Regions from separate parts of the Homo sapiens genome. Here region 1 is linked to region 2. A link is an interaction called in ENCODE POLR2A ChIA-PET data of the cell type or tissue named here. Cell type or tissue: HepG2. All regions are shown on one strand.

What was found. Peaks named below come from ENCODE experiments on the same cell type or tissue, not always from the same donor. Only the 100,000 strongest peaks of a DNase experiment are listed, where the experiment ranks them.
Region 1: POLR2A ChIA-PET joins it to region 2 with 7 read pairs; 1 of 35 experiments calls an interaction of 5 or more read pairs at or near these places.

What each region holds. Positions count from the first base shown.
Region 1 is chr14:43,536,198-43,544,197 of GRCh38, forward strand. It overlaps the pseudogene KRT8P2. Among named protein-coding and RNA genes, the nearest start is that of LINC02307, 850 kb to the right of the region's middle. In HepG2, CTCF peaks have their summits at 3,212 and 4,957 (motif pointing right); DNase peaks (open chromatin) are centred at 3,204 and 4,954; H3K4me3 peaks cover 456 bases.
Region 2 is chr14:43,775,894-43,783,893 of GRCh38, forward strand. No RefSeq gene overlaps it. Among named protein-coding and RNA genes, the nearest start is that of LINC02307, 610 kb to the right of the region's middle. In HepG2, no CTCF peak of the experiment used is centred here; DNase peaks (open chromatin) are centred at 2,928, 3,518 and 4,758; H3K4me3 peaks cover 2,476 bases.

The DNA of each region.
Region 1 (8,000 bases), 240 kb before region 2:
GGCTAAAGTACAGCAGCTGTTCTCGGCCCTGGCCTAGAGGACATCCACCACCCCCTTTAAGCTTACTAAGCCTCCTGTTGCTAATTCAGAGATTTATCCTTGAAGGACAGTTTTATGGCCAGTCCCACATAAATTGGGCCTTCGCATGTAAGCATCAATGGTGCCCCCAACCCAGGCCTTGCCACCCTGGAACAGGTAGGACACATTGGCAGAAGGACCACAATAAATCCAACATTCTTTGTGCCCCATTTAGTGGTCAATGGGTGCACAGCAGGGGCAAAGGAAGTTTCCATCTTGCCGGTAAGCAAGGTTAAATCCGGTAGATGGAGAGCTCAGGAAAAGCAGCCATGAGCTTTGAGGACAATTGGACCTGACCCTTAGGGGATGCCCTAAGGGAAGACGAGTCCCAGAACTAACCAGGGGTGCAGGCATCTCTGTGTTTAAAATTCCAGATGGGTACCACACTTTCAAAACCGGACACTCCCTTAAGATGTATCCTAAATAACTAGAACAAATTCGACCCTGAGACCTTAAAAAAGAAGCGGCTGATTTTCTTCTGTACCACTGCCTGGCCAAAGTATTCCTTACAAAATGGAGAAACTTGGACCCCTGAGGGAAGTATTAATTATAACAACATTCTACAACTAGATATTTTCTGTAAACAGGAAGGTAAATGGAGTGAAGTCCCTTATGTACAGGCTTTCTTTGCCCTTCGTGACAATACTGCCCTGTGCCAAGTCTGCAAGCTTTGCCCAAATGACAGAGGCTCACAATTGCCTCCATACTCAGGGCCTCTTCCCTCAGCCCCACTCTCCTCCCCCAGTGACTCTCCTCCATCCAGCCCCACCAAAGTATTAAAGGCACACCAGAAAGAGAATGTAAACTCCGCGAGCCAGGCACCGAAACTATGTCCCTCACAAGCAGTAGGAGGAGAATTTGGGCCCGCTTACGGGCATGCCCCCTTTTCACTCTCAGGTTTAAAACAAATAAAGGCAGATTTAAGGAAATTCTCGGATGATCCTGATAACCATATAGATATTCTGCAAAGATTGGGGCAGTCCTTTGATCTAACATGGAGAGAGATCATGTTACTTCTTGATCAGACCTTAAATTCTACTGAAAAATAAGCAGCAGGGTGTTATAAAACTGCTTCTCTCTGCTCTCACAATGGCCATACATATCACCAAGGAAAAATGATCCAAGCTGACTGCCCTGAGAAATGGGGAGCCAATGCTTGCTGGACATATTATACACATATAGGTACGTCTGATGGAGGAGGCGTCCAAGATGAGGCTAAAGAAGGGCATATCCAATCACTTTTAATCCAAGTGATTAAAAACTTAGTCTAGCTCTCTAGTACTCCCAGTCCATACAAGCAATTTGACCTTTCCAGGCTACAAGAAACCCTTAAGTCTCATTCTCGTCTCTGGAGCCTGTTAAACACCACCCTTACAGGAATGCAAGAGGCCTCTCCTAGTAATCCAACCAACTGTTGGATGTGTCCCCCTTTCTTTTTCAACCATATGTCCCAGTCCCTGTCCCTGGACAGTGGAACTTATCCACCCCAGTCCTAAACACCACCAAATCAATCGGTCCCATAGTCACCAATTTACCAGCCACAAAGGCCTCAAATCTCACATGTATAAACTTCAGCATGACTCTCAATAAGAACACCTCCCGATGTCAGTCCTAGATATCAGTAACCTCAGGTTTCACCTGTCTAACTTCAGGCATCTTTTTCATCTATGATAAAACAGCCTATTGATGCCTAAATGGCACTCCAAAAGAATTATGCTTTCTCTCCTTTCTAGCACCTCCCATGTCCATATGTACTGAAAAAGAGTTACAAAGTCTTCTTATACCCCAATCCCACCACACATGAGCCCTTCCTTATTGTACCTTTTATTGTAGGAGCCGAAATATTGCACAGGCTTGGGACTGAAATTGGAGGTATAACCTCCTCCACCCAATTATATTATAAATTATCACAGGAATTAAATGATGACATGGAATGAGTTGCCAACTCCCTAGTGACCCTACAAGCCCAGCTTAATTCTCTAGCTGTGGTAGTCCTCCAAAACTGAAGAGCCCTAGACATATTAACAGCTGAAAGAGGAGGAACCTGCCTCTTCATAAGAGAAGAATGTTGCTATTTCATTAACCAGTCAAGAATCATTACTGAAAAGGTCAAAGAAATAAGAGAACGGATAGAAAGTAGGAAAAAGGAGCTTGAACACTCAGGACCGTGAAATATGTTTAACCAATGCATACCTGTGACAGCCATCCTACTATTACTCGCCTTTGGGCCTTTCATTTTTAACCTCCTTGTCAAATTGGTTTCCTCCATGATCGAGGCCATCAAGCTACAAATGGTCTTACAAATGGAACCTCAAATAAGCTCAACTCACGGCTTCTACGGAGGACCCCTGTCTCAACCTGCTGGTCCTTCGACTGGCCTAAAAATTTCCCCTCTGGAGGACACCACAACTGCAGGGCGCTTTCTTTGCTCCTAAGCAGCAGGAAGTAGCCAGACCAACTGCCGCTCAGTTCCCAACAGCAGTTGGGGTGTCCTGTTTAGAGGGGGGACTGACAGGTGCCAGCTGGGTTTCCCGAGTCGAGTAGGGGAAACTCACTCATTTCCTGCATCAGGACTTACTTCAGTCCTGGATGAATAATGTTGAAAATATATGCTTAAAATATTCCTAACACCAGGATTTGTGCATGTGTTTTCTTCCCCAAGAAAGCTATCAACAGTGAAAATTTTGCTGTAAGTTTCCCTGTGTCCTCTCTCCCTTCCCCCTCCCCCGAAACTAAAAGGTATGTTAACTGCCCATTTTTCTGTGACCAGCAGACTTTATCTATACTCCCAATTCCAATTCCTTGTAAACATACTTTGTAAAGTCCTGTGAGATCCTGTATCCTTTGCCATGCCGCTGCAAGGTCATAAAGTAGATGAAACCTAAGTTGCAATTCTGGTTTTCCTCAAAATCTAAGACATGTCACAAAATAATATTTGCTGCCTTTGTTCCTTGCTCTGGTAACATCTTCCCGCTGAACGTATTTCCTGACTTAAAGAGTTTAAAAGACAGTCGTATAATCTAACTCTGGCTACCCATTCGGGACCCCTTCCAGAGTGAAGGCTTTGTACTTTCACTCTGCTCAATAAAGCCTACAGCTTTTTTTCTCTCTCTCAGTCCGTGTCTCTATCACTCCCTGGCGGCAGGAATCTTAGGCATTACAGTATTACTATCAAGTTGACCATAATTTATTACACTTTCAATGTTTAAACCAAATTTTGACAACTGTCCTCAAGAACTTCAGAATTTAATCACACATCATACTTACCAAAGAAACAGGCCCTCAGATATAAATTCTGTCAACTTCATATTCCAGATTTAGTAACTTTTAAAATTTTCTTTTGGTTCTTGCCTGAGAAGTGCCACTAGTTTTTGCCAAAAATGAGGTTTTCATGTGACCCAGGATTAAAACAACTCCCAAATTTTAGGGAAAAGCCTTAGTCTCTAAATCCTTCCTTATCTCTAGAATTGTTCACTCTGCCCCTCTCCTAGGTCTTCTGCCTCTGCATTGAAGCAAGAGTCCTCCCATGGCCACAGATCCTAATTTACCACCCATGTCTTCTTTATATAGCCAAGATTCTTGAAAGGAAGTACACTTGCTTTTCTTTTGTTTATTAGATTGTTCTTGGCCACAACACTGCTTTAAAAGTGCCACTATGTTAATCACCTAAAATATTTCTATAAAGAATTATTTAATTAACAACATAAATGCATACTACTGTTTATTGATTTTACCTTATTTCTCAAATACCAACATAGTCTTGCTATATTCCAAGCACTTTAAAAGTTTTAACTCATGTACTCTTTTGATAAAGAGTGCAATCAACCCTATGAGGTATGTACTATTTCTGTTCCCCTTTACAAATGATAAAATAGTCACTGAGAGGATCCATAACTTTTCTAAGGCCACACAGCTAGCAAGTGGCAGAACTAGAATTTGAACACTATCATCTACTTCTACAGCATTAGCATCTACTTTTAGCTACCTCTTAAATATTAGCATTTTATAATGTTTAATAATATTTTAAATGCAATCAATAGATAAATGTAAATATCTTCTTTATCCACCCTTTATCTCCCCAAAATAATAAACATTCTCCCAAATATGCCACCTTCCATTCTATGAATGTTTTATATTACTAATCATGTAAGTGTCCATAAAATATACTTTATATAAATACTATTATATTTTCTAAAATAGTTTGCAATCTATTTTTCCTTGCTCATTATCCAAGGATAAACTCTAATGCACATTATGACTCACATCTTTCTCATACATTCATTTTCACTACTGTATTGTTTCTGTAGTACTAGAATATATTTTTCTGTTTTACTCTTTGTGTCATTCCTTTTTTTTTTTTTTTTTTTTTGGCACAGGTAGCTGAGGTTTGTGTTGGGAAAAAAAAAATTGAATTCTTTTGTAGCTGGAGGCATGGGCAAGGGGGCTACCTCAGGCAGTAAACTCCCCCGCCAGTGGGCTGAGGGCAAGAGCTGAGCCTCAGGTGGGTCTCCTGTTCCCTGTGCTCCCCTGCGCAGTGGCCTCCCTCAGGGGCTCTGGGGCAGCCGCAGGAGGGGTATGCTGAGAGGGTCTGCTATGGTTGTTCACTTGGAGCAGGACGTCAGAGGACTCGGACACTAGCTTCCCATCGCGGGTCTCCATCTTCACAACCAAGGCCCTGGTGGAGCTGGTGCAGCTGAAGGAGCTGGAGCCCAGCCAGAGCCAAAGCTGGAGCCCGGGCGTAGCTGAGGCCGGGAGTTGTGAGGTCCCCATAGGCTGAGATCAGGGCATCTGCATAGCCGCTAGTGGTCTTCCCATGGATACTCCTGTTCTGCAATCCAGACTCCAGCAGGCTCTCCTCGCCCTCCAGCAGCTTCCTGTAGGTGGCGATCTCGATGTCCAGGGCCAGCTTGATGTTCATCAGCTCCTGGTACTCGCCCGCAGCTGCTGCTCCAAGTCCTGCTTGGCCCGCTGTAGGGCAGCCACCAGCTCGGACAGCTTGGCCTTGGCATCTTTAACAGCTAGCTCCCTGCGCTGCTCGGCAACTGTGATGGAGGCCTCCAGGGAAGCCCTCTGGCATTTGAGGCCCTCAGTCTCAGCCTGGAGCTGGCTGATGTTCCGATTCATCTTGGAGATCTCAGTCTTTGTGAGCTGCAGGTCATCCCCGTGCTTCCCAGCCAGTGTCTGCAGCTCCTCATACTTGATCTGGTACATGCTCTCAGCCTCAGCCCTGCTGTGCTTGGACAGCATCATTGCAAAGGTCAAGGCGCAGTCCGACGAGATTGCCAAGCGCAGCAGGGCTGAGGTGCGGCCGTTGTCCACGGACAGCACCACAGACGTGTCCCAGATCTGGGATACGGTTAATTGCCACAGCACCATTTACTAAAGAGTCTATAAAATGTCCCATATGTCTTTAAGCAGTTTTAAGTAGTTTATGCACTTCAATAGCATAGATGCTATAGCTTTTTAAAAAAATATATAATTATTTGAAATTTATTTTCCAATCATTTAGTTTCGTGAATTTTGAATTTAAAAAATGTTCTTTAAGACCCCTCCTTAACGGTTGATGGATTTAGCAAGTAGCAATATAAGATGTTCGGATAAATTTAAATTTCACGTAACAATACTTTTTCCCTGTAAGCATGTCCTAAATATTGCATGGGGCATGATTATAATAAAAAAGTTATTATTTATATGAAATTCAAATTTATCTGGAATCCCTGTCCTTTATCTACTTTTGTTTTTATGATGATTTTTATGATGATTAAAACAAAAGTAGAGAACTAAAAATTTATTTTAGTACTTCCTATTGATAAAAATAAAATTAGATGTTAATTATAGAAAGTTCACAAAGCTAAAAATTTAGAATAAATTTGAATGGTCAAACCTCAATACCTGTTTTATTGTGAATTTTCAGCATTTACCGCTTAATTTTCATTGATCTTTTGAGACATCCTATATATGTTCAGTTCTCTGAATTTCTATTTCATTTCTGTTCTGCAAACCTTTGATCTTGCCTTTTACCAAATTCAATTTTTTTCTTCTTTTTTAACAATAAGTGTATTTTGTGTATAATTACCATGTGTTTGAAGCAAAGGGGCTCATAAAATGAATTCATCCAAATGTATTAATCAAAATTCACTCATGAATAACTAATTGCCCAATCTAGTAACAATTTGACTCCTTATTTTCCTATTCTTTAGGAAGCATTTGACATTTCTGGCTGGGCGCAGTGGCTCATGCCTGTAATCCCAGCACTTTGGGAGGGCAAGGCAGGTGAATCACTGGAGATCAGGAGTTTGAGACCAGCCTAGTCAACATGGTGAAACCCCGTCCCTACTAAAAATACAAAAATGAGTGGGGTGTGGTGGCACACGCCTGTAATTCCAGCGGCTCAGGAGGCTGAGGCAGGAGAATCTCTTGAACTTGGGAAGCAAAGGTTGCAGTGAGTTGAGATGGCACCACTGCACTCCAGACTAGGTGAGAGAGTGAGACTCTGTCTCAAAAAAAAAAAAAAAAAATATATATATATATATATATATAGAGAGAGAGAGAGAGAGAGAGAGAGAGATACATTTCTGACCACTCCTATTTTATAAGGCTATTTCTTTTGCTTTCTTCTGCCTTTCAGTAGCTTTCATTTTTCTAACCTTCTGCCCTTTTATTATGTTTATTATGTCCATTCAGATATCCCACATCTATAATCTCAAGGATTTTGTCCCTAGCAGAGTTACTTATTTTTTAATATAATCCCCTTCTTCATAAATGAGCTCATCAGATTTGCAGCATAAATTAAACATACACATTGGCAGCCCTTACTGTATTGTTACAGTACAGCCCTTTCTCTACATTAGAAGTATGATTTGACACATGTGTCTAACAGTCTCTGAACAGCCTTTATTAGATTACACTTAATCTGTTATTAATGGAAGTGCTTATCTTACCCTACTTCTGTTTAAATATTTCACCTGTCCCGGTTTCTGTATCTTGATGGTGGATAACGACCACTCACCAGAATTGCCCAAGTCAAATATATAAAAGGAAAGAGTGTCTTCTTGGTATCTGCTCTCAAATTGAGCACAATTTTTATTAATTCAATCTCCTAATTATTTTTCCAAACTATCATTTTTGTATTCCTCCTCTAATGTGTCTTATATGATTTTATTCCAAAATTCAACCTTTAAAAATTGCATTAATTACTGAAGTATTTCCTAACACAGCTCCTTGGCTTTAGTTTTACTTCCCAGAGAAGGGTACTTCTCTCTTTGCCAGATTGAAGTTTTTTAATAAAATCGGATCATACGCACAATCCTTTAATTGAGTTTTTGTGTGTCATGCAAAGCCATTCACAGTCTGGCACATGTCAACTTTTCCAAATACATCTACAACTTACCAAATGGATAGTGTTTGAAGCCTACTAAATTTTATATTCAACTACCAAACAATCTGGGGTCTCTGTTATTATTCAAACTATTTGTTTCCCCTGTCTACCAAGAACACTTCTGCTGTAGAATTGTACTGCCCTGTTTCAGTGAAATCAGATTTAGCCTGTGATTTCCTTTGAACACTGAAAAATATATAGATGTAATATACATCACTTTTCAGCAAAGCTATGTAGAAGTTCATTCTTGAGTCTGCCATATGTCTTTTTCCTCTACCACAAAGTTGTTCCATCTGTCTTGGTCCCCGAGCAGTAGCTGAGCCACAGTGATAATAAATATTACTAAGAAATAAATTTTTGTTGTAACTTACTATAATGAGAAGATCATTATTCAGCATAACAACCCAATTTGGTGCACTGATACATTGCTCATGTTCTCTCATGACTCTGCCCTAGAATGAACTGGATGTTTTGCTTAGAGGCTAGTTGTATGCTTGATATCTAATACTACTCATAATTGATATACCAAGTGAGGCATCATGTC
Region 2 (8,000 bases):
ACCACTGACCCCACAGAAATAACAACAACCATTAGAGAATACTTTGAACACCTTTATGCACGTAAACTAGAAAATCTAGTAGAAATGATAAATTCCTGGACACATACACCTTTCCAAGACAAACCAGGAAGAAAATTGAAGCCCTGCACAGATCAATAATGAGCTCTGAAATTGAGGCAGTAATAAATAACCTACTAACCAAAATAAGCCCAGGACCAGACAAACTCAAAGCCAAATTCTACAGATGTACAATAAAGAACAGTCATCATTTCTCCTGAAACTATTCCAAAAAACTAAGGAGAAGAGACTCCTCCCTAACTTATTCTACAGGGCCAGCATCATCCTGATACCAAAACCTGGAAGGGACACATCAAAACCAACAAGCAAACAGAACTTCAGGCCAATGTCCTTTATGAACATTGATGCAAAAATCCTCAACAAAATACTGGCAAACTTAATCTAGCAGCATATCCAAAAGCTTATCCATCATGATCAAGTAGGCTCTATCCCTAGAATGCAAAGGTGGTTCAACATACACAGATCAATAAATGTGATTCACCACATAAACAGAACTAAAGACAAAAACCACATGATTATCTCGGTAAATGCAGAAAAGGCTTTAGACAATATTCAACACTCCTTCATGTTAAAAACTCTCAATAAACTAGGTATTGAAAAAACATACCTCAAAATAATAAGACTCACAAATAACAAAAACCACAGCCAACATCATACTGAATGGGCAAGAGCTGGAAGTATTCCCCTTGAAAACCAGCAAAAGTCAAAGATCCCATTTTTCACTACTCCTATTCAATATAGTATTGGAAGTTCTAGCCAGAGCATTCAGGCAAGAAAAAGCGTATCCAAATAGGAAGAGAAAAAGTCAAATTATCTCGTGTTTATTGGTGATGTGATCCTATATCTGGAAAACCCCATTGTCTCAGCCCAAAAGCTTCTTAAGCTGATAAACAACTTCAGCAAAGTCTCAGGATACAAAATCAGTGTGCAAAAATTGCTAGCATTGCTATACATCAACAACAGTCAAACTGAGGGCCAAATCAGGAATTCCCACTCACCATTGCCACAAAAAGAATAAAATACCTAGAAATACAGCTAACTAGGGAGGTGAAAGATCTTTACAATGAGAACTACAAACCAGTGCTAAAAGAAGTCAGAGATGACACAAATGGAAACATGTTTCATGCTCATGGATGGGAAAAATCAGTATTGTTAAAATGGCCATACTGTCCAAAACAATTTATACATTCAATGCTATGCCTATTAAACTACCATTGACATTCTTCACAAAACTAGAAAACAACTATTTTAAAATTCACATGGAACCAAAAAAGAACATGAATAGGCAAGGCAATCCTAAGCAAAAAGAAAAAAGGTGAAGGCATCATGCTACCCAAAACTTCAATCTATACTACAGGGCTACAGTCACCAAAGTGGTGGTACAAAAACAGACACATAGACCAATTGTACAGTACAGAAAACACAGAAATAAGGCTTCACACCTACAACTATCTGATCTTCAACAAATCTGACAAAAACTAATGCTAATTTTATTACATTTCTTTTCTGAATTATCTAGATGATCATCAAATTTGCTTGTGGCGCATTACATTGATTACTTTTCTAATATAAAAATGTCTCTTTCATTCCTAACACAATTGTTTCTGCTATCTTTTTGTTCTATATGATTGGATTCACTCTGCTAATATCTTCTTTGAAATATTTGTATATCCATCCATAGGAGAGATTGTCTACAATATTATTGTTTTGAAATGTTCTTTTCAGGTTTTGGTATAGAGATTTTACAGAGAAAGATTGGTATTGTTTCTTCCTAATTGTTTAGAAGTACTTACTTCTAAAGACAACTAGACTTAGAGATTTAGGGGAATAGTTTTAAGCATGGGATTTAATATTTATTTTGTACCAGAATTAAGAATATAAACTAAAATTTTGAGATTTCATACATACAAAAAAGTGCATTTCTCTACTCTTAGTTACGTATGAAGCTTAACTAAGTTTTTATAATAGAAACCTATACGCACAATAATGAAAGAACTGCCAATGCATTCAAAATGAGTCAAAGTAATAATATAGTAAGACAGCAATATTTTTACACATGGCATTATTATAATACATTATTTATAAAGATATTTTGAAGGATAACAGTCTGATTTATATCTTGCTAAAGAGTATCCAACCAGTGTGAAACAGAAAAAAACTTTGGTTGAATTAGGAGGATATTTGATAGAAGATGATGTAACAAATTGTTCTGAGAGATTGTGGTATATGTTCTATCAAGCATTAAAAAAAGAAATCAAACAAAAAACATTTTAATATTTTGAATAATATATTCATGTTGTTCATCTAAACCTCTAGTTGTTATGTAACATCTTAAAGTATAGAAATGTCCTGTCTTAATTATCCTCTTAATTATTCTTTTAAGAGGTAATTTAATTTTAGATAAATTCTCTTAAAAAATGTAAACAGGAAAAATTGTTTTTCGTAAATAAAATAGCCACAGTATTTTCAAACCTATTTTTATTTATCTGTAGCCTCAGAGCCAGCAGAATAAGGTTTTTTGATACTCTAAAACAGAGGGAAAATAAGTTAAAGGAAAATATTATGCTATATGTTGGCAAGTTTTACCTGCTTTCATGAAATAAATTGAACATACCATTACATCATAGTCAAGTTATTACATACTTTTGTTTATCTATTACTGTATTACAAAAGGGAAAAGTACTACATTCACTGTATGTTAACAATGATAATACAGAAGGCGTAATATGAGAGAACAGTTCCAACACATTTGGAAGTGGAGTGCACTGCCAAGAATGTTTAGCTTTTACTGACTTGTAAGACTGGTTAATTTTACTGAAAGTTACTCTCTAAAACATTTCCAGCTTGACTGAAAATGAATCAATATTTACTGATGAAAGATTACACAACTTTGAAAGAGGCAGACAAACTCTAAAATTGGTCTTTTACTACCTGAAAGAAACTCCCATCAGTGAATAGTCTGTGGAATAAAGAACAAAATAGCATTACCTTTGACTTTTAATTGATTTTAGTTGCTGGAAGACACTAAACTAATCAATAACAGTAATAATGACAGGAACTAGGGTCTCATGTTTGGAAGTTCACTAAAAAATATTATGTGTATTCAAAGCAATGTGAAGGTAATAGGCATGAGGTCTCTACCATAAAACACCTCCCCCAATAGCTATGGTGACATGTAAATCAATATGAGCCCTAAGCAATGGAAGAATCTTCTAGTTGAGTACAATAGCAGAAAGTGGTGTTAAATATGAGAATGAATGAGAATGAAAACTGAATTTCAGTTATGCTGCTTTTGGCTGCAAGTACAGAAAAGCCAACTATAATGGATAAAATAAACAAGTGTATTTGCTCACACAACTAAAAGTCCAGAGGTCACTGGATTCAATCTAGCTATATCCAGTAGGTCTGGGCTACATCTTTCCCTGTGAATTCCTCTGTGTTCATTCCTACAATGGTGTCCTTCATGAGAACAATCTAACGATGAAGGTCAAAGTTTCACAATCACAGAACACAAATTCATGAGGGTGAGATATATCTTCTGGTGGCTTTATTTTAGGAAACAGAAAACTTCTTTTGCCTAAGCTCCCAGCAAACCTCTCTTTCATCTCTCCGTCTCAGAGTCAGCCATACCCCAATCTTGAAGCTAAAGGAATTTTTGTAGTTAATTGACTTGGAGATTACTGCAGGATTTAGCAGGCTCATCCTTGGACCTGTGGGTGAAGTAAGATTTATTTTTTCTATGAAGGAAATATGTCAACCGAAAAATAAATTAGTGTACTCCCAAAAGTAGAAGTGAAAAGAAAGTTTCATATGATGAGAAAGAAAATTATTACAAAACCCTATTTTTCAGCTCTCTTTACTGATATAATAAAAAATATACTCAAAAATGTAGATATAAGCTTTATCTATAAAGAGGAACTGTTAAAAAAAAAGTCCAGTATTCAGCTAAAATCTATTCAACACATCCTATTCACACATTCAATTTCTAATGAGGTTCTTGTCACTGAGATTATATTTCATTTAGAAAGACAATCAATTCAATAATTAAGTGAATATGATAACCACATAATGTTAAAGATCTGTGTAAGAAATAAATAGAGAAATATGATAGGAAATAAAAGGTAGAAAGCCAGACTACTTTTTATAGAATGACCAAGAAAACATTCCCTGGGAAGATGACATTTAAGCTTAAACATTAAACATGAAAGTTGAAAAAGAGACGTAAAACAGTGAGTAGAGAAAGTTGTTTCAGAAAGAGAATACAGAAAGGGCAAAGGGCCTGAGGTGCCTGTGCGTGCACGCACACACACATGCACACACACACACACACACACACACACACACACACAGAGTTAAAACATCTTGTTTTTATGGAAATAGAATTCACTCTGTTAAGGGTGAAAATGGGGTAGAGGAGATGTACAATACAAAAACATGCATAAATAATAAATATGTGAAAATATGTGTGCTTTGGGAAAAAAATAAGCAGGGAAAGACTGAACAAATAGCAATGACGGGGACTGAAAAAGGCTTGAAATATTAAATACAGTGTCAAGAGAAGAGCTTCAATGAAAGGGTGAAATTTGAGCAGATACCAGAAAGAAGAAAGAGAACAAACAGGTCATACAAAGAGCTGAGGAAAAACGTTTATGTAAAGAGAAATGCAAACAGAAATAGCCAAGATAAGAGCTTGGCTAACATTTTTTACAAAAGCAAGAAGGCTAGCTCACTAAAGCAAAGAGAACAAGTTGGGAGAGCAGATGAGGTATTGTAGGGCATTGTTGCTTTTGTTGAGAATTTTGACTTTTACTCTGAGTGACATCAAAGCCATTGGGAAATGAGTTGCATAAGAACAACATAGTCTACATGATCTGATAGATTTAAGATCATCACTCAGGCTGCTGTGTCATGAATTAGAATGCAAGGGGCAAGGACTAAGCAAGGATCCCTAGAAGATACTATTTAAAAACTAAGTGGGAGATCACAGTGGCTCAGGTCAGAGTAATAGTAGTGAAGGTGGAAGAAAACGGTTGGAATCTGGATATGTGTTAAAGCAAAAACGGAAATGATTTATCATAAGATTAGAGGTAGGTGTGAAAAAAATAGTATTTATAAGGAAAAATAGCAGTTTCTAAATGTCTTGGAAAAATAACTTTTTGAATATTTATAAATACCATTAAAAGATAATGGCTTCTTCATGTATTATAATTCTTCATGCCTTTTTCAATAACTTTTAATTTTTTTAACAAGTAGAAGCAAATAGTGGTGAGACTAATTTTACCTTTGGAAGTCAATTATTTTGTGTTAAGTAAAGAATAAGCAGTTATACCAGCGTCGTTTTTCAAGTATTATGTGTAACACAGTAGCATGCATCTTTGCAATAGTTTTGTGCAGATATGTGATTGAAGAAATAAAGACACTGCAAAGCAATGACTGAAAAAAAGAGAAACGTTTATAAAAGATCTCAAAATATTGACAAAACTATATATACTGAATATAAATAAATTGAAAGAATTTTTCTTTTTATTTTAACTTTTTTGAAATTATACATATATATGTATATTTTGCATATATATATATATACAGGAAAAAAGCTTATACCATAACTGAACAATTAATGAATTTTCACATGCTAAACATTCCTTGTCACTAGCACTCATAAAAGAAAAATAACAAATACCTCAGAAATAATTTTGTTGTTCTCTTTCAATTACTATTCCAATAGTTAATCACCATACTGATACATAAAAAATAAATGTGTTGCGTTTTCATATTTTGTGTATAAATTAATTCATTCAACATACACACTTTTGTGTCTAGTTTCATTAATTCAACAGAATGTTTGAGAGATTCATCTATATTGATATAGTTGTCAATCTTATCACTGTACTCTGTGGCAGATTTTGTTTTCAAAGATGGCCACACAGTGTCTCCCAACCCACATGATCTTCAAATTGAGCTTGCTGCTTCCTAGAGATGGAATCCAATTCCTATCCACTTGGATTATCCTGACATTAATGACTTTCTTGTAATCAGTGCAATGTGGCTTAATGAATAGGGTGTGACTTATGACTTCTAATGCTAGATCAGAAGAAGCACTGCAGCTTAGTTCTTATTTTTTGAAACACCAGCTCCTCATATACTCCTTCTTGGGATCCTCCCTTCTTAGAATGCAGCTGAAATTCTCAGAGAAGCCCAAGTCACATGCAAATGTTCCAACTGAATAATCCCAATTAGATATCAATCACTCCAGTGAAGTAATATTCAAAAGCTTCTGGTTTCCAGCCATTTAAGTCAGCCCCAACCATTCAAGTCTTCCCAGCTGAGGCCCCAGACATCATGTAATAGGGATAAATTATCCCTGCTGTGCCTTATCTCAATTTCTGATTCACAGTATCTATGGCCATATTGTTTGTTATTTTATTCTGGTGTATTTGAAATGGTTTTGTATGCAGCAACAATGGCTATGTATGCAGCTACTGGAACCTGTACCCATTCTCTGAATGAACCATAGTCAACTGTGGATGAGAATTTGGATTTTTTTCTACTTTGTAGCTTTTATGAATAGTGCTTCTGTGAACATAACATCTGTGTATTGTTGAGCCTTTGTATATATTTGTGTCGAGCTTATAAACATGAATGGAATTAGTATTCATTGGTACAGATTAAAAGATAGAACCAAATAATTTTCCAAAGTAGATGTAAAATATTTACATTCCCAGGCTGGGCACGGTGGCTCATGCCTGTAATCCCAGCACTTTGGGAGGCCGAGGTGGGCAGATCACCTGAGGTCTGGAGATAGAGACCAGCCTGACCAACATGGTGAAACCCCATCTTTACTAAAAGTACAGAATTAGTTGGGTGTGGTGGCACATGCCTATAATCCCAGCTACTTGGGGGGTGAGGCAGGAGAATTGCTTGAACCTGGGAGGCAGAGTTTGCAGTGAGCCAAAATCGCGACATTGCACTCCAGCCTGGGCAACAAGAGCAAAACTCAGTCTCAAAAAAAAAAAAAACAAAACAAACAAACAAAAAAAACTACATTCCCACAAGCAGCGTATGAATTCTGATTGTTCAGTGTCCTTGCCAACATTTCATTTTTTATCATATATCTTTTAGCTATTCCAGTAGATGTAGTATGCTATCCCATTGAAGTTTTCCTTGCATTTCTCTGATGTCTTACGTTATGAACAACTTTTTGTGTGTTAATTAGCCATTTAGATGTCCACTTTTCAAAAGGAAGTCTTTAACTCGTATTTCAACTGAGTTTTCTTTATTTTCCTTATCAATTTTAAGAAGTTATATATTCTTGATATGTGTATTAAAAATAGCTTCCCCTACTCTGTAGGTTGCCTTTTCAACTCTCAATGATGTCTTGAATTAACAAGAGGTATTAATATTAATATAGTCAATTTTATATTTTTTCTCTTAAAGCTTTGTATATACTATTTTAAAAGTCTGTTCTTAAATCAAAGTCCTAAAGTTATTCTCCTTATTTTATTGTTCTGCCTATAATATTTAGGTTTTTCAATACATTATAATTTTTGTTTATGATATGAGATAAAAATTTTTGTATTTGAAAGATGGAAGTTCAGATATCTACTTTTGCTTATTAACAACCATTTATTGAACAAACTGTCATTCCCCAATGTACTGCATTGCTGCCTTTGTCATAAATCACTATTATTTTTTAAGACATCATTATCACTCACCTGTCCTTTTCCAGTAGCCTCATAACTAGTAAACCCTGCCTTATTTCTCTCAAACTATACTTGAAAACCAAAAATCTGATAATATCAGTCCCCTACTATAAAACTTTTCATGGTTTTTCAATACCTAAAACAATGTTTCTCTCAGTGCAAAACTTAAAAATGCAAATTCTGTGGGTCCTCCTTCAAACCAAATGAATCAGAATGAGGAGA